2 separate regions of the Homo sapiens genome follow, and region 1 is linked to region 2. The links are chromatin loops, found by intact Hi-C in ENCODE. Cell type or tissue: PC-9. All regions are shown on one strand. Each heading gives the region's core, and the rest is flanking DNA. Links, peaks and the distances in the headings are about the cores only.

Evidence for each region. Peaks named below come from ENCODE experiments on the same cell type or tissue, not always from the same donor. Only the 100,000 strongest peaks of a DNase experiment are listed, where the experiment ranks them.
Region 1: it touches region 2 in a loop (10-fold over the local background); 4 of 110 quality-filtered maps call a loop at or near these places.

The regions. Positions count from the first base shown.
Region 1 is chr17:62,852,984-62,868,286 of GRCh38, reverse strand. No RefSeq gene overlaps it. Among named protein-coding and RNA genes, the nearest start is that of MARCHF10-DT, 52 kb to the right of the region's middle. In PC-9, for the core only: no CTCF peak of the experiment used is centred there; DNase peaks (open chromatin) are centred at 5,806, 6,606 and 7,196; H3K4me3 peaks cover 997 bases; H3K27ac peaks cover 3,749 bases.
Region 2 is chr17:62,782,932-62,798,234 of GRCh38, reverse strand. MARCHF10 (membrane associated ring-CH-type finger 10) reads left to right here. Exons shown (of 11, transcript NM_152598.4): 3 at 9,636-9,755. Among named protein-coding and RNA genes, the nearest start is that of MARCHF10, 18 kb to the left of the region's middle. In PC-9, for the core only: no CTCF peak of the experiment used is centred there; DNase peaks (open chromatin) are centred at 5,914, 6,724, 7,464, 10,694 and 1 weaker place; H3K4me3 peaks cover 1,168 bases; H3K27ac peaks cover 5,578 bases.

The DNA.
Region 1 (15,303 bases), core at 4,153-12,152, 70 kb before region 2:
TGAGTGGCAAGCTGGGGGGAAAGTGATGATAGGAAAACTCTATAGGAGAGATGGAGAAATGCGAGCTATTTTAGGGCCGGGGGCGAAGGTGGCAACTGGGTAAAAATGACAATAATAAGAAGGATTTTTTGAGTACTAAGAATTTCATGTGTTACCTCATTTAGTCTTCATCACCAGCCAACACTGTAGATGCTGTTATTTATAGTATTTTAGAGATGAAGACATTGAATTTTAAAAGGATTAAGTACCTGCCTGAGGCTGTGCAACCAGAATGTGGCTGCAGGTGTATGGAAGCAAGGCCAGGCATCTTCTTGCCAGGCAACCAGGCTCAGCTTGCAAAGTCAGGTTGGCCAAGGCAGACGGGACTGCACAGTGGGGCGGTTTACTCCCTTATCCTAACCATACATGGATGTCAGCTCCTGTCTCATCTGCGAACCCCTGAGTCCTAGCACAGATTAGGAAGGATAGATTCCTCACCTGTGGCAGCAAGCTTATCAGGGCATGAGGGCCAGGGTGAGTGCCTCAGTTTATCACATGGACCCACATATTAAAATAAAATATCTCTGCTATACTGTGTAATGGTTTCTTCACGTTTGCATTGCTCAGAGCCATGAGGGCACTTGTTCTTCAAATCCCCTACAGTGCCTTGCACTGCCTTAAGCAGGCATTTAAAAAATAAAAAACTTTGTGAAACGAAACATTTGCTTCTACCAAATTCAATGAGAAATGCTGCTGCAGCGAAGTGGAAAAGTCTGGCTCTGTCCCCCAGGCTCAGTTCTTCAGCTGCTGTTGAACTCTCGGTAAATTACCTAACTACACTAGAATGCAATATTCTTACTAGTAAAACAAGTTGGCTAAATGATCTTTAAGGTTTTTTCTAGCTCTGAAATGTCACAAATTACATAGCCAGGACAAGAATTAGGAATCAAAATGGAAATGGTCAATGGATCTGATAACGGATGCAGGCTACCATTTAGGCAGACCTGATATACAACTGTTCTGGGTTCCACGTTGCCCAGATGCCAACTCATTAATATGGATCTCAAGAAGTTCAGCTCAACTCTCTTGTGGCATCTGTGTGCAATAGAGACTCCATGAGCTTAATTTTCTTCATTACCAAGATCCCTTTCCGATGCTATGTTAGGAACCTAGAGAGACTTAAAAACTCTCAAAGCAATAGGAGCTTGAGTAGGGTATGATTGGTTCAGCTGCCAGAGTGCCATTAGGGATAAATAGAGCAGCAGGACTCACTGGGGACAAGAAGATCCAGAACTTCCAAGAGATGTTGATGGAATTAAGATGGCTGGATTGAATCACACTTTCAGTTGTGAGTGTGTTTGGAGGTGGTGCCTAGGAATAAAAGACACAGCTCAGAGTTACACCATCTGAGGGCGAGGGAGCTGGGGTATTTATATACCAACTCCCTCAGTCATTGGTCGAGGGCTGCTCAGGGGTGAGGGTGGGTGGTCATTTCTCAGCACTTCTGCCTGCATGGGCAGAGACTACCAAAACCCAAGAAAGCTATCAGGGGAAGATATATAAGTGCTGGCAGTTGGAAGCCAAGCCAGTGTGTGCTGAAATGTAGAGGCTGAGAGGCTGTGGGCAGGACACCAGCAACATCTGCTGCACTTAGCTCCCTGGAGCACGTGAGAGGAAGTCGACTCTCTCTGTTGCTCCTGAGAATCACCACCAGCTTTTATTGGTAAATGTCTTCTATGTGCATTTTCTACAAACCAAAAAAAAAAAAAGAAAGAAAGAAAGAAAGAAAAATGGCTTTTAGAGACTTGTCATTAGGGAAATGAAGTATTTTCCCTCAAAAACAGGCATCACATACCCCCATTTGGCCCCTGCCCACTTGGGCACTTTACAGATGGTTTCCCTGCCACACCATAGTCCATGAGGTACCCAGGGATATGTAGACACTTTCAAAAAGCATCTAAGGGGCGAGCCTATGCCAAACATGAGAAGCCACTGCTGGTGGTTTAAAGACCATATTGAAAATAAAGGCTGTACATGTTAGCATCTATATCCTCTATCCACTGAAAATGATGGGTGGGGACATTTTGAAAAGGATTTTTATTAATCTATTTATTGTGGTCACTGGCTCCATTTCCTCATATTTCTACATAAAGAAATATTTTGAGGGAAAACACTTCACTTTTCTAATAAGTCTTTACAACCCTTTTTAGGTTTGCAGAAAATGCACATAGAAGACAATGTGTGTCTTAAGCACAATAAAATGCTGGTGGTGATTCTCGGGAGCAATGGAGAGTTGACTTCTCACATGCTCCGGGGAGCTAAGGGTAGCAGATGTTGGGTGTCCTGGCCACAGCCTCCCAGCCTCTACATTTCAGCATACACTGGCTTGGCTTCCAACTATCAGCACTTAACATCTCTGCCTGAGAGCTTTCTTGGGTTTTGGTAGTCCCTGCCCATGTAGAAGGCAGAAGTGCTGGGAAATGGCAACTCACTCCCACCCCTGAGCAGCCCTTGACTAATGACTGAAGGAGTTGGTATATAAATACCCCAGCTCCCTCGCCCTTAGGTGGTATAACTCTGAGGTGTGTCTTCTATGCTGCCTCCCAGGGATCCTTGGCAGGATTTAGCCCCACTTACCCACAGTAGTAACCTATTTGATGTTGTATCTCTTATTGATGTCCTTCCCTTCCCTGTACCACTTCCTCACATCCCACTGGTGTTTCCTGACATTACTCCCGAGTAAACCATTTGCACTTAAACTCTTATCTCAGGGTGTGCTATGGGGGAACTCAAACTTCTACTAGGGCAATGGGAAGGAACAGAGAAAATAATTGTTATTTAAAGAAGGATTTCTGTAAGCAATGTGTTCCCATGGTACATTTCAAAATTTATTTATAGCTCATTACCTTCCTTTACAAAAATGCTACGGGATAGATTAGGTAAGAAGTGCTGCCAACTAAAGGCCAGTCAGAAATGAAGATAAAACAGCTGGGCACGGTGGCTCATGCCTGTAATCCCAGCACTTTGGGAGGCCGGGGTGGGCAGATCATGAGGTCAGGAGATCGAGACCATCTCGGCTAACACCATGAAACCCTGTCTCTACTAAAAATACAAAAAATTAGCCGGGTGGGGTGGCAGGCGCCTGTAGTCCCAGCTACTCAGGAGGCTGAGGCAGGGAGAATGGGGTGAACCCAGGAGGCAGAGTTTGCAGCGAGCCGAGATCGCACCACTGCACTCCAGCCTGGGTGACAGAGCGAGACTCTGTCTCAAAAAAAAAAGAAAGAAAGAAAGAAAGAAAGAAAGAAAGAAAGAAAGAAAGAAAGAAAGAAAGAAAGAAAGAAAGAAAGGAAGGAAGGAAGATAAAACATCTCCGAAATAGTCACGAAGGCTACTAAGAACATTGGCTTGATGTACAAAAATTCTGTTGACTTATGACTTCCCTTTGTTGTGAGCAATGCAACATACCTTTAGTAATAACCATTTGCAGCATCCCTTGAGACCCATGTCCATGTAGTCACCTGGAAATAACATATGACAGGGGACAGGGCCTCTTCAGAGCAGACAATGCTGTGGCTTGGTAGTGCCCACAGTGGATCGTCTGGTTTGCCTCCAAGCAGCATCTGGCCCCAAGGCTGCCCAAGTGCAAATGAATGGGGGATAGAGGAGCATAGATGTTGTAACTTGAAGGGCAACTGAAGAGGAAGCAGCTTACAGCATGTGGGCTCAATTTTCCCCAAAAAGCTCATAATATAACTGTCAAAAATGACACTATGAACCCAAATTATAAGATAATTGCGTTCGGTCCCAAATTCAACACAATAAAGGTTATTTGCTCTCATGCCTTAGCAACCATCTCATAGAGGAGAGAAAAATACCATACAAAAACAAAATGTAAACTCGCAAAGCAGTAATAAAACCAGCACACAACTATTCATTTCAAGTCTATTTTGAAAAGCCTTTGATAATACCAGTAATTCCCCGTAAAGCTTCTATTCTCTTGCCACAATTCCCTTCTGGAAATAGAAGAAGGTTTTGCTGTTCTACAGCCATTCCTTTTAGGGAGATAAAGTCTAAAGTCCACTTTATTTCCCAATTTTAATGTTTTCCATTCTTTAAAAAGAAAGAAAGAGAGAGAGAAAGAAATCCCTGATCACCTATATCCAGCTAAGCCTCCCATATAGGTAGGGCTTAGTGGCAATATTAACGTGAATCTTCCTTGTCTTGCACCACAAAATTCATTTAATGGTCTTAACAAGGTGCTTAAGCTAGCCAGAGAGCCTTGTCCAAAAGATGCTGAAACATTCCACTAAAAAATAGAAAATTCAACCAACATCCACCCATTTCCAGATATTCTGATGCTTCATAGCATGCAGGCTGGGTGATAGCCCTTTGACGTCCTGGCTGAGCAGTTCCTCCAGGTGCCACTGGCAGGCCTATCCTACAGCAGAGGCCAGAAGGAAAGGGCTTGGGGTAACTTTGGTTGCAAGAACAGAAATCTACTTAGACAAATTAAAGTATGAGGAGGACGGTGGACTCCAAGGAACCTCATGGACTCCAAGGAAAAGCTGAGCGATCAGGCCTCAGGAAGAGTGGGAACCAGCAGCTGTCACTCTTGGGGAGGGATGTGGTAGAGAAAAGAGACAGAAACACCTAGAAGGGTGTGCATGCATGGGCAATGATTAGATTCTTTGATACAGGAAGACAAAGAGGAAAATATAGAAGAGGAATAGAAGGTGGGGAAAGAAGTACAATAATAGGAATCAAAGAGAAATGGAAGAGATGCATAACCTGAGGAGTCATGACATGTCATCACAATGGCTTCAGCAAGCAGTCAGCAGCTCACTGGTGCTAGGCATTTGCTGTCCCTGACATAGAACCAACCTGCATAATACACAGAGGTTGCAAATACCAAGCCCTTCTGATTTACCTGAATTGGTCATTCTGGTTTACATGGAATTATGGACTATTTTCAAAAAGACAAAGTTGTATTGGTTGACAGGATGTGCATGGTCTCAATGAAGATCTTGATGAAAAAGTCTGGGTGACTTTTTATACTTAAGCTTTAACAGAAATAATTCATAATTGTATTTTGGGGGCTTGGATATGGACATCAGTTTGTTTCACCAGGCTTATTTTTACATTTGTGGTAGACATTCTTCGTCCCAAGATATATGTCTTAAACTTTAATAAACTCATTCTGAAATTCCACTTCAATTTTTGTCAGAAATGTTTCTTCAATATGCATGACTTTTGGCCAGCCGTGGTGGCTCACACCTGTAATCCCAGCACTTTGGGAGGCCAAGGCAGGTGGATCACTTGAGACCAGGAGTTCAAGACCAGCCTGGCCAATATGGTGAAACCCCATCTCTACTAAAAGCACACAAATTAGCCAGGTGTGGTGGCAGGTGCCTGTAATCCCAGCTACTTGGGAGGCTGAGGCATGAGAATCACTTGAACCCAGGAGGCAGAGGTCACAGTGAGCTGAGATTGCGCCACTGCACCCCAGCCTGGGCAACAGAGTGAGACTCCATCTAAAAAAAAAAAAAAAAAAAAAAAAAAAAATATATATATATATATATATATATATATATATATATATATATATATAGATACACACACGTGTATCTATCTATCTATCTATATATACACACACATATATATACACATATGTGTATATATATTTTAATATATGTTTATATATGTATACATATATGTATGATTTATACATATTCACACATATATGTATGATTTTTGTTTTGTTTTGTTTTTCAAAGACAAAGTCTCATTCTGTTGCCAGGCTGGAGTTGCAGAGGTGTGATCATGACTCACTGCAGCCTCAACCTCCTGGGCTCCAGCAATTCTCCTCCTTCAGTTCCCAAGTAGCTGGGACTACAGGTACATGCCACTATGCCCAGCTAATTAAAAAAATTTTTTGTAGAGATGTGGTCTCGCTGTGTTAACTAGGCTGGTCTTGAACTCCTGAACTCAGATGATCCTCCCCACTTGACTTCCCAGAGCACTGGGATTATAGGTGTGAGCCACCACGCCCAGCCTGTATGATGTTAAAGGCACTCTGCTAAGCACTTAACATAGATACACAGTTGAATAAGACACAGCCCTGTCTTCATGGAGCTTGTAAATTGAAAGTGGAGGGGATGGGTGGAAGACGAATTAGACATAATAGACATATACATCAGTAACCGTAAAGCAATAAAGACTATTATCTATGTCAAAGCAGGCTGTTCTTGAACCTTTCCCACCTCTCTGAATGGAACCCTTGACTCCCTCCTCTTCCACATCCCCCCAGTCTCCTTCTATCTAAGTCCTAACCTTTCCTCCTACCCATTCCATAACCTTACAGCCTCGTCAGATCCTTCTGTAGCAGGTGATCTCTTTGGAACCTCTCCAGTCTTTGTTCTCTCCAGTATGTTGGAAGTTATTACTAGAAGCTGAATATATCTTCACAACACCCTGACTGTCCTAGCCCAGTGGAAATTGTTCAGGGAGATCCTGAACTGTGGGAATTTGCCGGAACTAATGGGCACCTGGACTCCTTTTCCTGCTCAGACACTTACTCACTAAGATTTCACTTGTGGACTCAGTCAGGACTTCACATTTCTGTTTCCTCTCATAAGAGTTCACAATGCTTTAATCAGGGTGGAATGTACATAAATGTGCATGTACGTGTGTGTGTGTGTGTGTGTGTGTGTGCACGTGCGTGCGCACACACCAGAGGGGGAAGGTAACTCTGATGGACTTTCCAACCTTTCATTCCCACTCTTGCCTTCCTGTCCACAGCCACCTCTCAAAATCCAGGTGGGAGACTGCCCCACACCACCCAGGTGTTGACAGGATCTCATGTCTTTAGCACTTCCTCCAGCAGCCCTGTCTTGGGAGGGAGGCTGAGCCAGGTGACTGGGGAGATGCTCCATGGCTGGCCGCATGGGAGGGAGTGTTGTCCTAGAAACCCAGTCCCTGGAGGTAGATTTGGATACAAAAGTTTCTGCCCCCATTCCCTCTGCCCTGATTCCAGGAGTGGCAGGGATTGAATCTCAGCATTTTCTAGTCTGCCTGTTATCAGTGTCAATGCTTTCCTGTCACCCAAAGGTCCTCACCAGATACCTCTGGCCTGCAGCCCCGGTGCCATGGGGGTAGTGATAAACCCTTATTGCCTTCAGCCTACAGACCCTGGCCAAAAGATTCTGATTCTTATCAGAGGCTGAAGGACAGGTTTTACCAGAAGTTCCTATCCCCCAGCTTGAAAAACAAGTTCATCCACTCCTTTACTCCACACGCTGGAGTTCTACCCTATTCTTGAGAAAAGGTCAACACCCCACCTCCACAATGACTCTGGAACTCACAGTGGGGTCCCAATGTGGATGCTGGTCTCTACAGTGATTTTTTGTGTGTGTGAGACTGAATCTCACTCTGTCACCCAGGCCGGAGTGCAGTGGTGCGATCTCGGCTCACTGCAACCTCTGCCTCCTGGGTTCAAGCACCTAAAGTGATTCTGACCAGCTGTGACAGTGTGCCTGGGACTGAAGGTTTCCTGGGACTTGAGATTTTCAGTGCTAAAAGTAGGAAAGCCCCAAGCAAACTGAGATGAGTTGATCCTACGACCTAGAACAGATCCCTGGACCTTGTAAACCAGTTACCCACCCTCCATGGGACCTACAGCTTTGCAAAAGCCTATAAGGGGACAAAGAAAAAGTGAGACCTGGAACAGCAGGCTGCAGCTGTCCTTTGCCTTATTCAGAACTTTTGCTGTGTTCAGAACTGTCGTGTGCACATAGGATAGTCTTTGCTCCCCTAAACTTGGATGGGAAGGAGTGAGGAGGAACAGGAACCGCTGGCATCCAAAAAGAGGCTGTGGCTGCATCTCTGGGCCATGTTTTATTTTTCTGGAATCCTTAGTGGCACAGTATCTAAAGAGAGATCATGCATGTGCTCTGGGACCCTTAACTGTTTTAAAACCTCTATCTTGGCCAGGCGCAGTGGCTCATGCCTGTAATCCCAGCACTTTGGGAGGCCGAGGTGGGTGGATCACCTGAGGTCAGGAGTTCGAGACTAGCCTGGCCAACATGGTGAAACCCCATCTCTACTAAAAATACAAAATTAGCCAGGTGTGGTGGCACATGCCTGTAATCCCAGCTACTTAGGAAGCTGAAGCAGGAGAATCGCTTGAACCTGGGAGGTGGAGGTTACAGTGAGCCGAGACCACGCCATTGCACTCCAGCCTGGGCAACAAGAGCGAAACTCCATCACAAAAAAACAAACAAACACACAAAAACCCCTCTATCTCTATGTAGAGTGGCGCTAGAATATGCCCTGATTTGGATCAAATCATTGGGCTTGCCTCTTCTGGAGAGATGTGAGTTTCCTCTGTCTTAGAAGCCTCTGCTGTGTAAGTATCCACGGGATTTGTGGTCAAGAGATCTGAGCTTTAATCTTTTTAAAGATCTCTGTGATTGATTCATGGGAAAACACTTAATTTCTCAGCTCTGCACCTGTAAAATTGATTGAACTAAGCTTCTGTGATTAAGATTTCTTCTGGCTTTGTGGTTCATCTCTTTCCCTCTACACACACACACACACACACACACACACACACACACACACGCCATATTCCACTGTATTTCTGGCCATTAACTCTCAGTGCCATACCAAGCCATATTGGAACCTGAGGCCAAAAGAAAAAATTAGTAATGCGAGTCCTCTCTTTATTTAAAATGTTCACATTTTGTTCATCGTGGGTTTTTTTTTTTTTTGCATTAACTCAGATTTTTAAAATATTTCATTAAAATGTTCCTCTTAATCTCCAGACATAGAAAAAGACCCTGAAGTCCCTGGATATGCTGGCTGCCAACATTATGAAATACAGTGTGGCGAGCTGGAACACAAGGTCCTTGTTGACATTGAATTACCGAAGAAAACTCCCCTATCTCTGGCCACTATGCGGCTTGCAAAGCATAAAATATGTACTATCTGGCACTTTACAGAAAAAGTTTGCTAACCTCTTATGCCAAGCAATTCTGAGTCAAATTTCCTGTTACTTGCAACCATAAAAAATCTGAGTATTACACTCCCCTGAACTCTGGCAGCACCAAAGTACTTGATGATACTCAAAGAGGAAATGTATAAGGGCCCCCATCAATTTATTCATGCTGTTTCCTTGGCCTAAAATGCAACACCCTCCATGTGACTATACAGTTGCCCCTCAGTATCCAGCAGGCATTAGTTTCACGACCCCTCACAGATACCAAAATCCACATACGCTCAAGTCTATTCTGTAAAATGGTATAGTACTCACATATAACCTATGCACGCCCTCTCATGTACTTTAAATCATCCTTAGGTCACTAAAGTATCTAATATGATGTAAATGCTATGTAAATAGTTGCTATACTGTACTGCTTTCTTATTTTTTTTTTTTTTTTAGATGGAGTCTCGCTCTTGTCACCCAGGCTAGAGTACAATGGCGCAATCTCAGCTCACTGCAACCTCTGCCTCCTAGGTTCAAGGAATTCTCCTGCCCCAGTTTCCTGAGTAGCTGAGATTACAGGTGCCTGCGACCATGCCTGGCTAATTTTTGTATTTTTAGTAGAGACAGGGCTTCACCATGTTGGCCAGGCTGGTCTTGACTTCCTGACCTCAGGTGATCTGCCTGCCTCGATCTCCCAAAGTGTTGGGATTACAGGTGTGAGCCACTGTGCCTGGCCTTATTTGTATTATTTGTTCTTATTGGGTTTTTTCCTGAATATTTTTGGTCTGCAGTACTGAACTTTTGGAGTCCCCTTAAGTTGTGTGCTCACTGGCCTCACCCTACTTCCAGCCCTGTTAACCTTCCTCTGCATCTGGGTGAGTTGCTTGATGACAGAAGGAGGGAAAACACAGACAGAAAGAAGAGACTAAATACCAGCCACTTTATAAGATCCCCTGGGGTTAGGGCTAGCCATAATGGTTATTTTATTTATTTATTTATTTATTTATTTATTTTTTCCTTCGAGATGGAGTCTCGCTCTGTCACCAGGCTGGAGTGCAGTGGTGTGATCTCGGCTCACTGCAACCTCCGCTTCCCAGATTCAAGCAATTCCCCTGCCTCAGCCTCCCGAGTAGCTGGGACTACGGGTACGCGCCACCATACCCAGCTAATTTTTGTCTTATTAGTAGAGACGAGGTTTTACCAAGTTGGCCAGGCTGGTCTCCAACTCTGTGATCCACTTGCCTCAGCCTCCCAAAGTGCTAGGATTACAGGTGTGAGCCACTGCGCCCAGCCCAAAACCTTATTTTTTAAAGTTAAGAAAATAAAAACACAACCAGATTGAAAACCAGAAAACAAAAAAACAATTATTTTGGCAAAATGTTACCAGATAATAAAAAAGAAATTCGGGTTTCATTTCTTGCGTTTTCCTCGCAGAGTCAAAAAGAGCAGAAAGAGTTAAGACTTAGACAAATGAGCCTCCTGGGACCCAGAAGATTCCAGAACATCCCTACCCTGGGGAGGGCCACATGCCAGACTCACCCATTCCTTGACCTAACAAACCAAAGGCTGTGGGCAACCTGCTGCCTTGCAGTGGGACCTGCAGGTCATCTTCAAATTGTACTAAGCTGGGCTCGGGAGGAGCAGAGGGCATGGAACTGAAGCATTCTTCCTGATCATGCTGCATTAGAGGACATCACAAAAAAATGCATTGCTTTCAACGAGTGCATTAATAAAGACGAAGCTATGAAATGGATTTGTGCTGAAGCCCTCCCTGGCAAGCATTTATCAAATAAATAAGCAAGAATTGGTGTTCAGGGCCAGGCACGGTGTCTCACGCCTGTAATCCCAGCATTTTGGGAGTCCAAGGCAGGTGAATCACTTGAGGTCAGGGGTTTGAGACCAGCTTGGCCAACATGGCAAAAACCTGTCTCTACTAAAAATACAAAAATTAGCTGGGTGTGATGGCGTGCACCTGTAATCCCAGCTACTTGGGAGAATTGCTTAAACCCAGGAGGTGGAGGTTGCTCACTGCACTCCAGCCTGGGCAACAGAGTGAGACTCTGTCTCAAAATAAATAAATAAATACATAATTTAAAAAAAGAAAAGAACTGGTATTTGGGTGCTATAGTTCAGGAAAGACCCAGATAGGATTGTCTTCTTTGGCCACTAACTGGCTGTGTGCCCTTGGACAAACCATTCACCCTCTCTGTACTTCATTTTCTTCAACTGTAAAAGAGGCTATGGATGAGATCACTGCTACAGTCTCTTCTACCCCTGATGTTATATAGAAGGTGCTGTATGAAAAGGGCGGGGGGAAATTTTGTTTGCTGAACCTTCCCTCCTGCTGTCTTTGTGCCCTACTGGGCATTTTTTCGCAGAAAATGTCAAATTCTTAATCAGTAGGTTTCAAAACGTGAAGCCTCCAAAGCTTTACTGTACATCTGGGAAGAATGAAGTTTTACCTTTTAAAGCAGAGAAATGGAGTTTGCTTAGGATTCTAACTGAAACAAGTCACGCCCCCACAGAAATGAAATGGAAGCATGAAAGATTGTGAAAATCTGGGACTCTGCACAAGCAAAGAACAAGTACTGTGTTGGTATTTTTTAAAAAAGATTTTCATTTCATATGCAACACCTTTGTGCTTCCTTTATGTATTTCTCCCTCTCTTTTCCAGCTCTACAATGAGCTATTTTAAGACTATGTTTTCCTGCTGTACAGTACTCCTGTTCAGATAGGCAATTTAATTGTCATCAGACTTTTTCTTAGTCTTTCAAGACCTTTTGTTATGGTGAAATAATTTTAGGCACACCAAGCACAAATCCATTAAATACTTTCCTTATTTCACTAATGAACTATTGTGGGTGGTGGAAATTAATTTTATTCCACTCACATATCTGTTAAATTTTTAAAGGTGAAAAATGAAGGTTGCAAATAACTGAAGTCGAATGAGAGACTCCTCTTAAAACATTGTCTGTTGTTTCATTTGTGCCGAGATGTGTCAAAAAAATCTACAAAAATAGTTCACAAAATGAAAAGGGTTCAACAGGTCCAATCTCAGGGTTGAATATTGCAAAACTTTTTACAGGCTGGATATGCTTAGGAATTGAAAGGCCCCTCTGTTAATGGATCTGAAGAGAGTTTTCTGAGTGGGTGTGTTTAAGCTCATCCCCGTGGGCAGATCAGATATTAGCACACTTGTTTAAAGCCTGGTAGTGATGATACGAAGGTCCTGGACTGACCTGCTGTACAACTCAGCCGTTGTTGCTCCACATCACGGCTCAGGCTCTAGCCCTAACACCTCTCTGCCATTTTACTTTATTATTTTTATTTTTTTGAGACAGAGTCTCACTCTGTCACCAAGGCTGGAGTGCAGTGGGGCAATCTCAGCTCACTGCAACCTCTGCCTCCCGAGTTCAAGCGATTCTTGCACCTCAGCCTCCTGAGTAGCTGGTTTACAGGCATCTGCCACCATACCCAGGTAGGTGATTTTTGTAGTTTTAGTAGAGACAGCGTTTCACCATGTTGGCCAGGCTGGTCTTGAACTCCTGACCTCAAATGATCCGCCTGCCTTGGCCTCCCAAAGTGTTGGGATTACAGGCGTGAGTCACTGAGCCCAGCCTCTCTGCCATTTTAAACATTTCTATCAAAGGCCACAAAGGAGAAGGGGAGAGGATGTGGAGGCAGTCAGGTAAATCCTTCCCCAAAGCATGGAAAGGGTCTCCAAGCCCAGGCTGTACTAACTGAGGACCAGGAACGCCACTTTGACAAGCAGGGGGCAATACATTATAATCACGACAGGTCAGACCCATTAACTCTGCTTGAAAGGTATTTTGAAAACAGAATTTATCCCCATCACATGGGGGAAGTTGGGGGAGGACGTGCCTTCAGAGAAAAAGGGCAAACACCACAGCTCAAAAGACAAAGTTCTCTTCCAGGAGACAGACCCAGTGCCACAAGGCAAGGAGGGTCAGAGTCCTGTCCCTGAAGATAAATGTCTCCAGAACGAAGGAGGACCTTGATAAATGTGCAGTTGGAATAGACTGTTAAGTGCTTCCTTATTTATAATCTGTCCCTTTCAGAGCCAACTCAGATTCATGTCAGCGCCTTAGGTAGAAGCAGCAGCTTGCTGATTTTTCTTTAGTCAGATTTAATTCCAATTTCGGCTTCTAAATGTGTGCCACCTGCTCCATGGGCTTCCATGAGCCTGCGCTTTAACCCTCTACTCTTTTTTCCTTTCTCTCTTCTTCCTGACTCCTTTTAATTTGTCTCCTTTTTTTTTTTTTTGAGATGGAGTCTCGCTCTGTCTCTGTCACCCAGACTGGAATGCAGTGGCACCATCTCAGCTCACTGTAACCTCTGCCTCCTGGGTTCAAGTAATCTTCCAGCCTCAGCCTCCCAAGTAGCTGGCCCAAACTCCATCAAGTGGTCCTCCTGCTTTGGCCTCCCAAAGTGCTGGGATTACAGGCATGAGCCACCACGCACAGCTCTCCTCCTTTCTTTCTAAACCCAAATAGCAGGTTGCTGAGAAGGCACACTAAATAAGTAAAAAGAATCCAGTCTCAAATAAAACAGACCAAAAAAAAAAAATCCCCAAATTCATGTTTTGTGGCCCTGAAGTAATTACTAAAAAGAATCTGGTGGAGTTCACACTGATTCTGAATTTAAGGTTTAACGACGTAACCAGTGACAGCTCAAAAAAATAAATGAATAAAAGGGGAATGATAAGGCAGTTGTCTTTTTTTTCAGTCTATGAAACTTATTGTTTCATTGTGCTTCCATACACACACTTACACGTACAATCAATCTGATGCCTTCTTTTTTTTATATTAAATGGCAGTGAGCCATGAAAGACTACAGAGAATTATAAGCAGAGTCTGCCTTAAAAAAAAAACCTCCTCCAGTGACAGTAAATTGGATAAATGCTATTTTTAGATGAAATATATCTAACTGATGTCCAGATGTGATTCTACCACATGAAGAGAAAAACAAATCTATCTAAAGCGCTGAACTGTACTTGAAAACATTTTTTAAATTTTCTGGTAATAATGACTTATAATGGAAAGACTGAGACGTTTGGAACTGACCAACAGCCTCTGCAGAGGGTCCCTCTGGAGCAACATCGGCACACATGGCTCCAATATGTAGATGATCCTGAGGTTTGCATTTCTGATTTAATTGTTACTAACTCTTAGGGATTGCAACTTGCAGTATATTTTCACATGAGCATAAGGAATAAAGCAGGAATGTATTAATCCATTCTCATACTGCTATAAAGAATGACCTGAGACTGCGTAATTTATGAAGAGGTTGAATTGACTCACAGTTCTGCAGGCTTAACAGGAAGCTTGACTGGAGGGCCTCAGGAAACTTACAATCGTAGTGGAAGGCGAAGGAGAAGCAAGCACCTTCTTTACAGGGTGGGCAGGAGAGCGAGCGAGCAAAGGGGGAAGACTTAAACCATCAGATTTCATGAGAACTCACTCACTATCACGAGAACAGCAAGGGGGAATTCTGCCCCTCCTCCAATTTGACATGAGATTTGGGTGGGGACACAAATCCAAACCGTATCAAAGAAGAACAGGTATCATGACTTCTGTGCTAAGCCAGTGGGTTAAAGAACTGATATGGTTCAGCTATGTCCCCACCCAAAATTGCATCTTGAATTGTAATCCTTATAATCCCCATCATCCTGTGTTGAGGGGAAGACCAGGTGGAGGTAATTGAATCATGGGGGCTGGTTCCCCATGCTCTTCTCATGGTAGTGAGTGGGTTCTCATGAGAACTAATGGTTTTACAAGGGGCTCTTCTCCCTTCGCTCGGCGCTTCTACTTCCTGCCACCTTGTGAAGAAAGTGCCTTGCGTCCCCTTTGCCTTCTGCTATGACTGTAAGTTTCCTGGGGCCTCCGCAGCCATCTGGAATTGTGAACCAATTAAACCTTTTTTTTTTTTTTTAATAAATTACCCAGTCTCAGGCAGTTCTTACAGCAGTGTGAAAATGGACGAATACAAGAACTTTTATTTATTTATGTATTTTGAGACAGAGTCTTGCTCTGTGGCCCAGGCTGGAGTGCAGTGGTGCAATCTTGGCTCACTGCAACCTCTGCCTCCCAGGTTCAAGCAATTCTCCTGCCTCAGCCTCCTGAGTAGCTAGGACTACAGGTGCACGCCACCATGCCTGGCTAATTTTTCTATTTTTAGTAGAGACGGGGTTTCACCAATAACTTTTAGATGGTGGATATTACCAGGTCATCTGCTTGTCTGAATGATACTGTTTCTGCTCCAGACATTCTTTGAAATCCTTCTACTCATTCACTCAACAAACATCGGTCAAGCACTTACAA
Region 2 (15,303 bases), core at 4,038-12,037:
TAATTTCCCTAGGGTTCCATCTCAGCCCAATTTTTTTCTAGTTCACAAGGTCACTGTGACTCATCTCATCCTCTGCTATGGTTCAACCACCACTTTATACTAAGACTTGTAATCCTGGGTCTCCCCAGAGCATCAGAGTCATATGTGTATTTCCCAGTTGGCTATGTCTACCTGGATGTCACACAGGCAGCTGAAATCAAATATGTCCATGGTTGTATCCCCATGTCCATCTCCCTGCTGCCCCTCCTATGGTCTAAGCCTTCCCTGTCTCTTCCTCTCCCTCCTCATCCCCATCCCACCAGTTACCAAGTCCTGCCAAGTATACCTAAGAACTCACGCACTTGTGCCTTCCTTTTTACCCTGTTGCCACCCCATGGTTCCAACTTCCCTAATTTCTGTCCAAGACCATTATAATATCCTTATAACTGGCCTCCTAGCATCCAGTCCTGCCATCTGTCAGACTGTTTCCTTGAAACCTATCTAAAATGTAAATGTGGCGATACCATTGGAATATAGGATACTCCTCTGTGCTTTCCCTCACTTAAAGGCAGGCCCAAGACTCAAAACCTAAGCAAAACCAACCTACACTTCACCACTTTGCCAACGTCTTCTTCCCCCTTCTTCACCTTGCTCCCCTGGGCAAAGGTGGTGAGGATCATAGTTTTAATTTAGAACTAAAGGGAATCTCTGTGCTCATACACATAGTAGCTGTTTTTAAAAACAACTTTACTGGTCAGGTGTGGTGGCTCACGCCTGTAATCCCAGCACTTTGGGAGGCCAAGGCAGGCAGATCACAAGGTCAGGAGTTCAAAACCAGCCTGGCCAACATCGTGAAACCCCGTCTCTACTAAAAATACAAAAAATTAGCTGGGCGTGGTGTCAGGCACCTGTAATCCCAGCTACTCAGGAGGCTGAGGCAGGAGAATCGCTTGAACCCGGGAGGCGGAGGTTGCAGTGAGCCAAGATAGTGCCACTCTACTCCAGCCTGGGCAACAAGAGTGAAACTCGGTCTCAAAAAAAAAATTATATATCATAAAATTCAACCTGTTTTAAGTGTACAGTTTAAAGACTTTTAGTAAATTTACCAAGTTTGCAGCCATAACTATCATAACTTTAGAATATTTCCACCACTCTAGTACTGCAGCACTCTTTTCATGCTTCCTGCACAGAGCTTATGAAACTGCATTGCAAATTGTCTTTTTTTCTCCCTCTTTTTTTTGAGACATGGTCTTGCTCTGTTGTCCAGGTGGGGGTGCAGTGGTTGCCCAGGTCGGGGTGCAGTGGTGCAGTCACAACTGACTGCAGCCTCAACCTCTCAGCCTCAAGTTATCCTCCCACCTCAGCCTCCTGAGTGGCTGGAACCACAAGCATGTGCTACCACACCCAGCTACATTTTTTGTATTTTTATAGAGACACGGGGGTCTCACCATGTTGGCCAGGCTGGTATCGAACTCCTGGGCTCAAGTGATCCACCCACCTTGGCCTCTCAAAGTGCTGGGATTACAGGCGTGAGCCACCGCACCCGGCTGCACATTGTCTTTTGTGTGACATCCTCTCAACCTGGACCACGACTTCTTAAGGGCAGGGGCTGAGTCTCCCTCTTCAATGTTGAACCAATTGCCTTGACATTCATGAAAGCCTGTGTTGCCTAACTTGGCTATCAACTAAGCTTGTCAGACTTAGAGCCAGCTGACTTGTGACTATTCCTAAAAGTCAAATCCACTCTCATTGAGCATTTTCAAAACCACTTACCACAAGGTCTGCAAAAAATAAATCTGGTTGTCTTTAAGATGTTCTAAATATCATTGAAGTAAGTAAATGGCAACCCACAGTAACTGCTTTGCAGGGAGCAGCAAATTTTTTTTGTTATATTATTAATCTATCCCTTGCCTGGTTCCAGAAAGAATTTAAAGTAGTGGTTTAAGAATCAATTGCATGATGTAGGCCGGGCGCAGTGGCTCATGCCTGTAATCCCAGCACTTGGGGAGGCAGAGGCGGGTGGATCATTTGAGGCCAGGAGTTTGAGATCAGCCTGGCTAAATGTCTCTACTAAAAATACAAAAACTAGACGGGTGTGGTGGTGCACACCTGTAATCCAGCTACTCGGGAGACTGAGGCAGGAGAATAGCTTGAACTCAGGAGGCGGAGGTTGCGGTGAGCCGAGATGACGCCACTGCACTCCAGCCTCAGCGACAGAGTAAGACTCTGTCTCAAAAAAAAAAAAAAGGATCAATTGCATGACGTTAGTGACCCCTCAGTAACTCAGCTCATAGACAGCCCATGTGTATTTAGATAATTGGCTATGGTGACTTTGTGGTGGGTGGATATTGGCACTCTGGATCATCAATGAGTTTGGCCAGTGACTTCCTATGGAAATCCCAGCTTTCACTCCAGGTCCAGTGTGACCAGGGATTCCCCATTTCAGGGCATACAAACAGGCTAAGACCTAATAACTAGACACGAATCCCAAATCATCTGCATTTGGTGTGTGTCCCTTCCTGTACTCCACTCACCTTTAATGAACTGGCTCCAGTTGAAGGCTTTAGAAACCTCTTGTGTAAACCATTCCTGCTACAGCCTAAAATACGCTAAGTGTTGGTATGCAGCAAATTCTCAGTGTCTTTGCAGGTCTCTGTGCTAGCAGCAAGAGAGGAGGGCTAACCTCGCCCTGAGTTATTTTGATACTACTCCTTTCAGTGGTTGGGTGGGACCCTTTTGAGAAAACAAGAGGAAATAAACATCTATTTGGCATATTGCATGCTATTTCAGAATCTGGTAACTAGTATATAATTATATGCCATCTCAGAATTTGGCTTTATTGCTTCAAGGATTTTCATGCTGCCTAGCTTCTTTTTTTTTTTTTTTTTTTTTTTTTTTTGATCAAATGATTTATGTAACTGGAGGCAGAATTTAGCCATTAATGTCCACTGGAAAGCTGAAGGCAAAGATTACACTTGGCATTTCAGAGTGATTTTCTATACTCTATTAAATGTGTTCAAACTGGTTTCATTTCATGTCACTTATTCATCTTGATTCTTTAAAGTGCAAATCAACTAAATATCTCAATATACATGTGTTCAAGGACACGATAGGCGACTTTATAGCGGGTGGCAAGGGTTTGGAGTTGTCCACTCAGGGAGCTGGAATGGGGATAAATCAACTTTTCTTCCCATAGGGACGGAGGTGAGGGATTCTCCTCCTGGCTCACCTTTGAGGTATGTGTTGCTCTACTCTTCACAGCCAAAACAGGAAAAAAAACTAGCTGGAGGGGAATACTATCTCAAACTGTTTTTATGCCTTTGATTTCTTGACCTCTTAAAATTAATGAACTTTAATAATGTCACCGAGGACAATTAAAATGCCAGACTCTGGGGTATGCAAGTCAGATCGCAAGAACAACAACAAAAAGAAACCAACTGAAGGAAGTGGCAACTCCCACTTCTCAAAGTGCATCCTGAGATAGAGGAACAGATGCCATTCTGGCTGGAGATGTAAAGTCGGGTCGTGGTTCTGATGGCTTTATACCAGAATTATGAGGCTGGGAAGTGTTCCTGGGGCACATGGCTTCTGAAGTCACATGATGACTGGAGGGATCAGATTGATAATGAAAGAAACAAAAGGAACTTTGAGCACAACTATGGACTCAGAGAGCTGTAATGTCGAAGAGAAGCGGCTTCATTGTGACCCTGAATGACTGAGAGCAGGAGCTGCTCAGTTGGCTGGCTGGGGTATAGGAAACAGACCTCTACTTACAGGGCAGAAAAACAAGGATGAACCTCAGGACTAGACAGAAAGATTCTCTCTTCTTCTGCAACCAACATCAGAGTCATATGCTTTGGCAAAGGCTGACTTTAGAAATATAGAAGTAAACCAGGAAATGGGATTGAGAACAGCAGTTAAAAGGCTGTGACAGCTGCTGGTGGTGATGGGAGTGGCAGTGGTGGTGGAGGCAGCAGTGGTAATGGTGGGGAGGTGAGATGGGTGGTGGGGTTTGGTGGTGATGTGGTGGTGGTGGAGGTGGTAGTGGTGGTGGTGGTGATGGTTGTGATGGTGTTTGTGGTGGTGGTGGTGATGGAGGTGGTGGTGGTGACTGTTTTGGTGGTGGTGATGGAGGTGGTGGTGGTGGTTGATGGGGGTGGTGGCGATGGTTGTGGTGGTGGTGGTGATGGAGGTGGTGATGGTGGTTATGGAGATGTGATGGAAATGGTAGTGATGGTGGTGATGGTGGTCATGATGGAGGTGGTGGTGGTGGTGATGGAAGTGGTGGTGGTGGTTGATGGATGTAGTGGTGGTTGTGGTTGATAGAGGTGGTGGTGGTGGTGATGATGGAGGTGGTGGTTGATGGATGTGGTGGTGGTGGTGGTTGATGGACGTGGTAGTGGTGGTGATGGAGGTGTTGGTGGTGATGGAGGTGTTGGTGGTGGTCGATGGAGGTGGTGGTAATGGTTGTGGTGCTGATGGAGGTGGTGGTGGTGATGGAGGTGGTGGTGGTTGATGGAGGCGGTGGTGGTGATGGAGATGATGGTGGTGGTGGTAATGGTTGTGGTGGTGGTGATGGAGGTGGTGGTGGTTGATGGAGGTGTGATGGTGGTGGTTGATGGGGTTGTGGTGGTGGAGGTGGTGGTGGTGATAGAGGTGGTGGTGGGTGGTGATGGTTGTGGTGGTGGTGGAGGTGGTGGTGGCAGTGGAGGTGGTGGTGGTGGTGATGGAGGTGGTGGTGGTGGTGATGGAGGTGGTGGTGGTGATGGAGGTGGTGGTGATGGTGGTGGTGATGGTGGTGGTGATGGTGGTGATGGTTGTGGTGGTAGTGATGGAGGTGATGGTGGTGGTGATGGAGGTCGTGGTGGTAATGGAGGTGGTGGTGGTTGATGGAGGTGTGATGGTGGTGGTTGATGGTGTTTGTGGTGGTGGTGGAGGTGGTGGTGGTGATGGAGGTGGTGGTGGTGGGTGGTGATGGTTGTGGTGGTGGTGGGTGGTGATAGTTGTGGTGGTGGTGGAGGTGGTGGTGGCAGTGGAGGTGGTGGTGGTGGTGGTGGTGATGGAGGTGGTGGTGGTAGTGATGGAGGTGGTGGTGGTGATGGTGGTGGTGATGGTGGTGATGGTTGTGGTGATAGTGATGGAGGTGATGGTGGTGGTGGTAATGGAGGTGGTGGTGGTGATGGAGGTGTTGGTAGTGATGGAGGCGTTGGTGGTAGTTGATGGAGGTGGTGGTGATGGTTGTGGTGGTGGTGATGGAGGTGGTGGTAGTGATGGAGGTGGTGGTGGTTGATGGAGGCAGCAGTGGTGAGGGAGATGATGGTGGTGGTGGTAATGGTTGTGGTGGTGGTGATGGAGGTGGTGGTGGTTGATGGAGGGGATGGTGATGGGTGGTGATGGTTGTGGTGGTGGTGGAGGTGGTGGTGGCAGTGGAGGTGGTGGTGGTGGTGATGGAGGTGGTGGTGGTGATGGAGGTGGTGGTGGTAGTGATGGAGGTGGTGGTGGTGATGGAGGTGGTGGTGGTGATGGTGGTGGTGGTGGTGATGGTTGTAGTGATGGAGGTGATGGTGGTGATGGAGGTGGTGGTGGTGGTGGTTGATGGTTGTGTTGGTGATGGTTGTGGTGGTGGTGATGGAGGCGTTGGTGGTTGATGGAGGTGGTGGTGGTGGGTGGTGATGGTTGTGGTGGTGATGGAGGTGGTGGTGGTGGTGCAGGTGGTGGTGGTGATGGAGATGGTGATGGAAATGGTAGTCATGGTGGTGGTGGTGATGGTGATGGTGTTAGTAGGCACCCTTGATTGAACACTCCCCAAGGGCCAGCCATTATTAACATATCACCAACTGTATGCCTTGTTGATGTTAACATATCAACAATCTGCAACTTCCTCTTACAGATGAGGAAAGCAAGAATCAATGGCATTAGTCAGCTCGCCCAAGGTCACTATGTTAGAAAGTGGCAGAGCTGGGGATTGTCGTGTTTACCAGGATTGAGTTACAATGAGTCACAAAACCCACGTCATCCCCACAGACATTGATGCACATTCTGCATTTTGCCCCCACAGTGGTACCTTCTGTACAAAAGGCAGCCCGACTACGTATGCTGTAGTCAGGGGGACGCACTAGGGGGGTGGGGGGTCAACACCAATGGAGGAGGGAAGGAAGAAGCCCTGATCTTCCCAGAAGGAAGAAATAAAAAGTTACCTGAAGCCTTCAATTTCAAGACTGCCCTCGGCCAGTTTTGCCACATGATCAGAGACTTATTTATAGCCATCCGAATCCTGACACGTGCAATTGAAAGGGGAGAATGTTCTTAAAGTCTAGGGTAAGGGAAGCCGCTATTGGTTATGAATTACAAATACATTCCTCTCCTGACCCATGGATTCTGTCCTCCCCTGCCCAGTCACCTTAGGCTCCCCCCACCCGCCCCGCACAAAAACAACATCAACAGCTGACAGAAAATCATTTACAATTACAAATACAAAGAAAACCAGCCCTTGCAGGGAATAAGGCAAAGGTTCTTGCTGCTTCTACGACTGTGAGTCTGGATATTTGCTCTGCCCCTGTGTTCCTTCTCAGCAAAGCTATAACTTTGAGAGGATTCATGTTTGATTTACGTAGAAAGATTGCTTGGCTCTGTCAAGATAAAAGTTTAAGTACCTGCCTTGCCACTGGTTTGTTCTGCTCCTCTGTAAAAAGAGGAACAAGGAACTAGAGGGAAAAAATTTTTTTCAACTTTGCAAACCAATCTATTCTTCCTCCCCTTTTGGTAAAGAAATATTTAAGTCGTATGCATTCTTGGAGAGAATTTTCAAAAAACACTCAGCCCACAAGAATTCTGTTCATCCCACAAAATCTGCCTTGGTCCTGGTGCATTTGCTAACACTGCCTCCTCCACTTTCAGCCCATCAGCATTTTCTTCTTTTGCCTTTAATACCAGTAGGTTAGGACGGCACAGACATCTGCCCCTTTCGGAAACAACACTCCACGCCAGTGCTCTTTCCAAACACAAGCTCCCATTTGAAGTCCTTGTAAAAGGATTGGAACAACAAAGGCACACGTTTAGCTGAACTTCGTTACACTTTCCAGCCGACTCCCTTTAGGATTACCTGGGTTTCTCTATGATTGGGTGTTTTTTGTTTGTTTTGTTTAACTTATTATGGTTACTGCCTAGTGTTCTTTGGTTTTTCTTGCTTAAATTATTAAAACAAACAGAGTCCAGTGTTTATTATGATGACTTACTATCTATGTGGCATAGTTTTTGAAAAGAAGATTAACTGTGGGACAGATGTTGTCCCTTCCCAAGCAAGTTGGAGTGAAGCTGCATCTCTCTCCCCAGAATCTAGGATTCCACTTCCTGCAGGTGACCACTTGGCTGCTGTGATGAGCCCGGAGGCTAGAGTGTCACCTGCAATTCAGACATAAAGCACGATGTGAATAACTGTCCCAATTCCAAGGAGTAAATGTTTTGTTAGTATCGGGTCATTTCTATTCTTAACCTTACAGCATAATGTCAGGCTTACTCATGGCGTGAAATTCTGGTAAGTCCTACTGCATCACGGAAGGAGATGCTTTTTCTAACAGAGGGCGTGAAACGTGCTGAAGGAATCTTTCCTTTCTCAACCCAGCCAGGAAGGGCAGTTGTCAGGCCTAGTTTACAAACAATATTGTTGGTCTTTACTTCAAATTCATTTTCTATGACAGTGGATAATTTGGCCCTGGCAAGGCAAAGTTGAATTGGGCTACTGGATCTGCAAGTATAGAAACATTCCAAAAAAGTTTTACTGGGCTGGGTGTGGCGGCTCATGCCTGTAATCTCAGCACTTTGGGAGGCTGAGGCAGGCCGATCACCTGAGGTCAGGAGTTCAAGACCAGCCTGGCCAACATGGCAAAACCCTGTCTCTACTAAAAATACAAAAATTGGCTGGGCGTGGTGGCACACTCCTGTAACCCCAGCTACTTGGGAGGCTAAGGCAGGAGAATCGCTTGAACCAGGGCGGTGGAGGTTGCAGTGAGCCAAGATCGTGCCACTGCACTGCAGCCTGGGTGACAGAGCGAGACTCCATCTTGGGGGGAAAAAAAAAACTTTTACTATTTTGAGGTACTTAAAATCAGTTGAAATTTCCATAGTACATGATATCCTCAGGTTTGTTCAGTCCTAGTACTACAGGAGAAATATTTTGGTACCAGATTTTATTTTAATTTTGTTAAGAAACATGGGGAATTATTTTCATTGGTAATTTTATTTTTCTTATTTTGCACTTAGGGATTGATATTTTCCTCCAAAGCAAAAATGCAATTCAACTAAAATTATTATTATTAATTTTTTGAGACAGACTCTTGCTCTGTCACCCAGGCTGGAATGCAGTGGCACTATCTTGGCTCACTGCAACCTCTGCCTCCCAGGTTCAAGCAATTCTCATGCCTCAGCCTCCTGAGTAGCTGGGATTACAGGCATGTGCCACCACAACTAATTTTTATATTTTTAGTAGAAACAGGGTTTCACTATGTTGGCCAGGTTGGTCTCGAACTCTTGGCATCAAGTGATCAACCTGCCTCAGCCTCCCAAAGTGCTGGGATTACAGGCATGAGCCTCTGGGCACCTGGCCAGCTGCAATTCAGCTAAAATTAAATGCTGGATGCTGGGGGATTCAAAGATAAGAAGTTGTCCTTACTCTCAGGGTTCTCAATGATCAGCAGGAGAAACAGGCTCAAAACCACAAACAACTACCTACAATAGGAAAAAAATATGTATAATTCAAGCTTAAATTAATATACATTGCAACTCTGACAATTAATTCGGCCTGGAGAAGAGAGGGCAGAGGAAACTAAAGAGAGGCAAGGCCACAGCAGCAGGCTTTTTAGTAGATCAGTCGGTTTTGCCAAGAGAGCTTCTAACAGAGGAGATTCCAAGTGCAGGAAACACACATGCTCTGATGTTGACAATTCTCATCCCGCAACTAGGGTGTCATCTCCAGGGTCACAGTATAGTGAAGGTAGGAAGAGGGAGGGGCCATGAAGAGAATGACCAGAAAGAGAAATTCACAAGGTGTAACAGGTGCTGCCCTCCTTGAGAAGGCAACAGTTGGGTACATTCTTGACAAAATGCCTCTCAGTATGTTTATTGTTTGAATTTATTAAAGTAATGGCTATTACGTCTGACCTGCGTTTTTTTTTTTTTTTTTTTTTTTTTGAGACGGAGTCTCGCTCTGTCGCCCAGGCCGGACTGCGGACTGCAGTGGCGCAATCTCGGCTCACTGCAAGCTCCGCTTCCCGGGTTCACGCCATTCTCCTGCCTCAGCCTCCCGAGTAGCTGGGACTACAGGCGCCCGCCACCGCGCCCGGCTAATTTTTTGTATTTTTAGTAGAGACGGGGTTTCACCTTGTTAGCCAGGATGGTCTTGATCTCCTGACCTCATGATCCACCCGCCTCGGCCTCCCAAAGTGCTGGGATTACAGGCGTGAGCCACCGCGCCCGGCCTGACCTGCGTTTTAAGCAAAGGGAAGAGTGATACCTGGTCTTTATACTTGGTGAGAGGTATTTGATGAACACCTGGAGATGCATATCATTTATTTCATGCTCCTCACCATTGGAGTTAAGCATAAAGTTACCCAAGCTTGCCATGGTCCTAAGACAAACATTTTATTGTTGTTGTTCTTCAGGCTTGTCTGAGACGACAGGAATATAGAAGAGACCCAAATGAGAAGAAACGCGATCAGTTTTGGGGGCAAGAGACAAGTTTTGAGAGATCCCGGTTTTCTAGCAGGTCATCTTCCAAACAGGTATGAAGAATTCTGGGAGACAGTCTCCTGGGGCTGCTGCTGCTGCTGGTGGTGGTGGTGTGTGTGTGTGTGTGATGTAGGAAAAAGCCAACTCAAAAAGGAGATGTTGCAGATTCCCAAAGGTCAAGGCAGGGAGAGCCAGGGGCAGGAAGGAGCCTAGGGCTGGGAACTCCCTTCCTGGGGACACCACCCCTGTGGCTCCCAGCTCTGCAGTCTTCACACCTCACTATGGTTGGGCTCACTCTTCTTTCCTGTAGATAAAGGTCCTGACACAGATGGTCTATGGGACACCATCCAGATGAGAAATGCTGCAACTCTATAAGAGTTGGAGGCACTGGGCCTTCTTAAGCACAGCATCATCTCTGTGGCATATGGTCTAACTTGATGCAAGGTTGGGCCTAGTTTTTATTTCTGATGAAGGAAGAGAGTAAAATGTGGTAATAACTGTATCATGTAATAATTGGCAATTGTTTAAATATTTTTGCCTAGATATAGCAATATGATGATAAAATATTTTTGCTTAGAATGATATAACAATGTGATAATAACAATATGATAATATGATTAATAATAGTATCATGATAATAATAATTAAGCAGTTACCATTATTTCAGTGCTTGCAACATTCCAGGCACTATACGAAGCACTTTATACATATTAGCTTATTTAATTCTCATAAATGTATATATCTATCACCTATCCTTATCTATCTATCTATCTATCTATCTATCCATCCATCTTTGCCCCACTTTACTGATGAGAAAACTGGACCTTAGAGAAGTCACAAAACTTTACCTAAGATTTCACAGCCAGTGCGTGGTAGAGATTCCATTCTAGGCAGTCTGACCCCAGAGAAGGTGCTCTGAATTGCTAAGCTCTATGATCATATTTCATGTTTAAGATCTTATCTAATAATTTAACTTACCCTATGTAAGAGCTCAATACCACAAGCTGTATTCAACACTGACTGTTAGCATGGTGAATTGATTTAAGATGAGTAATATGCCTTTTATGAATTCCTATTTAATATTTTATGCCTGAAATATACTCTAGAGGAGAGACTCCTTCTTTCCTATCAATGGCATGGATCCTGAGATAGATCCTGAATACGTGATATCAATCAAGTTCTTGTTGAGATTTCTTTTTTAATCTAGGATGTTCACACTGTGGTTATTTAATGTTCAAAGGACACCTTAAAAACATCAGTGATTGATGTTTATAGATGTAGATGTATACCTAGGAGAGAGATATGCTCTCTATTAAGGAATATAAAATCGTACAATAAAATATTTCACTTAGAGTCTGAAGGTGAAAGAGACTATCTCACAATATTGGCAGCACCAAGAACACGTTGCCTGGATCTTTTCCTGTTAGTCTAAGACTAAATATAATGCCTGCTGCTGATTAAACTTAAGGAGTGAGATTTATCCAAAAATTAAATCTAGTTTGACTAGAACAACATATTTTTAGCATTAAGATAAATTCTCACATTTTTACACTCAGAAATAAGATCAAGGACAGATAAGAAAATATAATTCAAGTCAAACAGTAGCATGTAGCAGTCTTCCCAGATTGGAATTGCTAAACAAGTGGGCATCTGGGTGCCTCTGCAGGGAACTTTCATGCAGAGGCTCACGTGCACAGTCACGGCCATTTTATGTGCAATACTCATGCATTTGGGATATGCAGGATTTGAAGTTTTATGTTCCTTTTCACACTTAAGCTTATGGAACAAGCTGGTGTCAGATTCCTATAGTTTTCTTCTTCCTGCTATACAAATTATGCATTCTTTAAACCATCACTGCAAAACACTCAGACCACTTCTGAAAAAGGTCATGGTTGTATACATAATAGTAATTATGTGAAATAGCTTCTATAATACAGTTTATATGGCTCTTATTTCCCAATAATTTTATTATTCACCCCACTCAACACAACATTTTTTAAAATTATACTTTAAGTACTAGGGTACATGTGCACAACGTGCAGGTTTGTTACATAGATATACTTGTGCCACGTTGGTTTGCTGCACCCATTAACTCCTCATCTACATTAGGTATTTATCCTAATGCTATCCCTCCCCCAGCCCCCCACCCCATGACATGCCCCAGTGTGTGATATTCCCCACCCTGTGTCCATGTGTTCTCATTGTTCAATTCCCACCTATGAGTGAGAACATGTGGTGTTTGGTTTTCTGTCCTTGTGATAGTTTGCTCAGAATGATGGTTTCCAGCTTCATCCATGTCCCTGCAAAGGACATGAACTCATCCTTTTTTATGGCTGCATAGTATTCCATGGTATATATGTGCCACATTTTCTTAATCCAGTCTATCATTGATGGACATTTGGGTTGGTTCCAAGTCTTTGCTATTGTGAATAGTGCCACAATAAACATAAGTGTGTATGTGTCTTTATAGTAGCATGATTTATAATCCTTTGGGTATATACCCAGTAACGGGATCACTGGGTCAAATGGTATTTCTAGTTCTAGATCCTTGAGGAATTGCCACACTATCTTCAGTTCAACAATGGTTGAACTAATTTACACTCTCACCAACAGTGTAAAAGTGTTCCTATTTCTCCACTTCCTCTCTAGCATCTGTTGTTTCCTGACATTTTAATGATTGCCATTCTAACTGGTGTGAGATGGTATCTTATTGTGGTTTTGATTTGCATTTCTCTGATGACCAGTGATGATGAGCATTTTTTCATGTGTCTGTTGGCTGCATAGATGTCTTCTTTTGAAAAGTGTCTGTTCATATCCTTTGCCCACTTTTTGATGGGGTTGTTTGTTTTTTTCTGGTAGATTTGTTTAAGTTCTTTGTAGATTCTGGATATTAGCCCTTTGTCAGATGGGTAGATTGCAAAAATTTTCTCCCATTCTGTAGGTTGCCTGTTCACTCTAATGGTAGTTTCTTTTGCTGTGCAGAAGTTCTTTAGTTTAATTAGATCCCATTTGTCTATTTTGGCTTTTGTTGCCATTGCTTTTGGTGTTTTAGACATGAAGTCCTTGCCCATGCCTATGTCCTAAATGGTATTGCCTAGATTTTCTTCTAGGATTTTTATGGTTTTAGGTCTAACATTTTAGTCTTTAATCCATCTTGAGTTAATTTTTATATAAGGTGTAAGGAAGGGATTCAGTTTCAGCTTTCTACATATGGCTAGCCAGTTTCCCCAGCACCATTTATTAAATAGGGAATTATTTCCCCATTTCTTATTTTTGTCAGGTTTGTCAAAGATCAGATGGTTGTAGATGTGTGGTGTTATTTCTGAGGCCTCTTTTCTGTTCCATTGGTCTATATATCTGTTTTGGTACCAGTACCATGCTGTTTTGGTTACCGTAGCCTTGTGGTATAGTTTGAAGTCAGGTAGCATGATGCCTCCAGCTTTGTTCTTTTTGCTTAGGATTGTCTTGGCAATGAGGGTTCTTTTTTTGGTTCCATATGAACTTTAAAGGAGTTTTTCCAATTCTGTGAAGAAAATCACTGGTAGCTTGATGGGGATGGCATTGAATCTATAAATTACCTTGGGCAATATGGCCAATTTTCATGATATTGATTCTTCCTATCCATGAGCATGGAATGTTCTTCCATTTGTTTTTGTCCTCTTTTATTTCGTTGAACAGTGGTTTGTAGTTCTCCTTGAAGAGGTCCTTCACATCCCTTGTAAGTTGGATTCCTAGGTATTTTATTCTCTTTGTAGCAATTGTGAATGAGAGTTCACTCATGATTTGGCTGTCTGTTTGTCTGTTATTGGTGCATAGGAATGCTTGTGATTTTTGCACATTGATTTTGTATCCTGAGACTTTGCTGAAGTTGCTTATCAGCTCAAGGAGATTTTGGGCTGAGACAATGGGGTTTTCTAAATATACAATCATGTCATCTGCAAACAGGGACAGTTTGACTTCCTCTTTTCCTAATTGAATACCCTTTATTTCTTTCTCTTGCCTGATTGCCCTGGCCAGAACTTCCAACACTATGTTCAATAAGAGTGGTGAGAGAGGGCATCCCTGTCTTGTGCCAGTTTTCAAAGGGAATGCTTCCAGTTTTTGCCCATTCAGTATGATGTTGGCTGTGGGTTTGTCATAAATAGCTCTTATTATTTTGAGATATGTTCCATCAATACCTAGTTTACTGAGAGTTTTTAGCATGAGGGGTTGTTGAATTTTGTCAAAGGCCTTTTCTGCATCTATTGAGATAATCATGTGGTTTTTGTCATTGGTTCTGTTTATGTGATGGATTACATTTATTGATTTGCTATGTTGAACCAGCCTTGCATCCCAGGGATGAAGCGGACTTGATCATGGTGGATAAGCTTTTTGATGTGCTACTGGATTCGCTTTGCCAGTATTTTATTGAGGATTTTCGCATCGATGTTCATCAGGGATACTGGTCTAAAATTCTCTTTTTTTGTTGTGTCTCTGCCAGGCTTTGGTATCAGGATGATGTTGGCCTCATAAAATGAGTTAGGGAGGATTCCCTCTTTTTCTATTGATTGGAATAGATTCAGAAGGAATGGTACCAGCTCCTCTTTGTACCTCTGGTAGAATTCGGCTGTGAATCCATCTGGTCCTGGACTTTTTTTGGTTGGTAGGCTATTAATTATTGCCTCAATTTCAGAGCCTGTTATTGGTCTATTCAGAGATTCAACTTATTCCTGGTTTAATCTTGGGAGGGTGTATGTGTCCAGGAGTTTATCCATTTCTTCTAGATTTTCTAGTTTATTTGCATAGAGGTGTTTATAGTATTCTCTGATGGTAGTTTGTATTTCTGTGGGATCGGTGGTGATATCCCCTTTATCATTTTTTATTGCGTCTATTTGATTCTTCTCTCTTCCTCTTTATTAGTCTTGTTAGCAGTCTATCAATTTTGTTGATCTTTTCAAAAAAACAGCTCCAGGATTCATTGATTTTTTGAAGGGTTTTTTGTATGTCTGTCTCCTTCAGTTCTGCTCTCATCTTAGTTATTTCTTGCCTTCTGCTAGCTTTTGAATTTGTTTGCTCTTGCTTTTCTAGTTCTTTTAATTGTGATGTTAGGGTGTCGATTTTAGATCTTTCCTGCTTTCTCTTGTGGGCATTTAGTGCTATAAATTTCCCTCTACACACTGCTTTAATGTGTCCCAGAGATTCTGGTACGGTGTGTCTTTGTTCTCATTGGTTTCAAAGAGCACCTTTATTTCTGCCTTCATTTTGTTATTTACCCAGTAGTCATTCAGGAGCAGCCAATACAACATTTTTTTAAGAAAAACATAGTAAAATGCAAAAAAAAAAAAAAAAAAAAAAAAAACTGGCAATTTTTCCTCTAAAATATGAGGACAGGATATTTTATGTTTGCACTATGACACTGTCCCTCAGTGTGTCAGAGAATAAGAAACATTGCTTACATAATCTCAGTTTTCTCCAGATAATGATCTCCCAAGTGTTTGAGCCCTGATTGCACAAGTGTCATCAAGGCCTCATCTTCTCTACTGAGAAAAGTGACACAATCAAAATTTTCCACAGTGAAATTCACCTCTGCTTTGCTCTCTGCATTAGAGATATTCTTTGGGG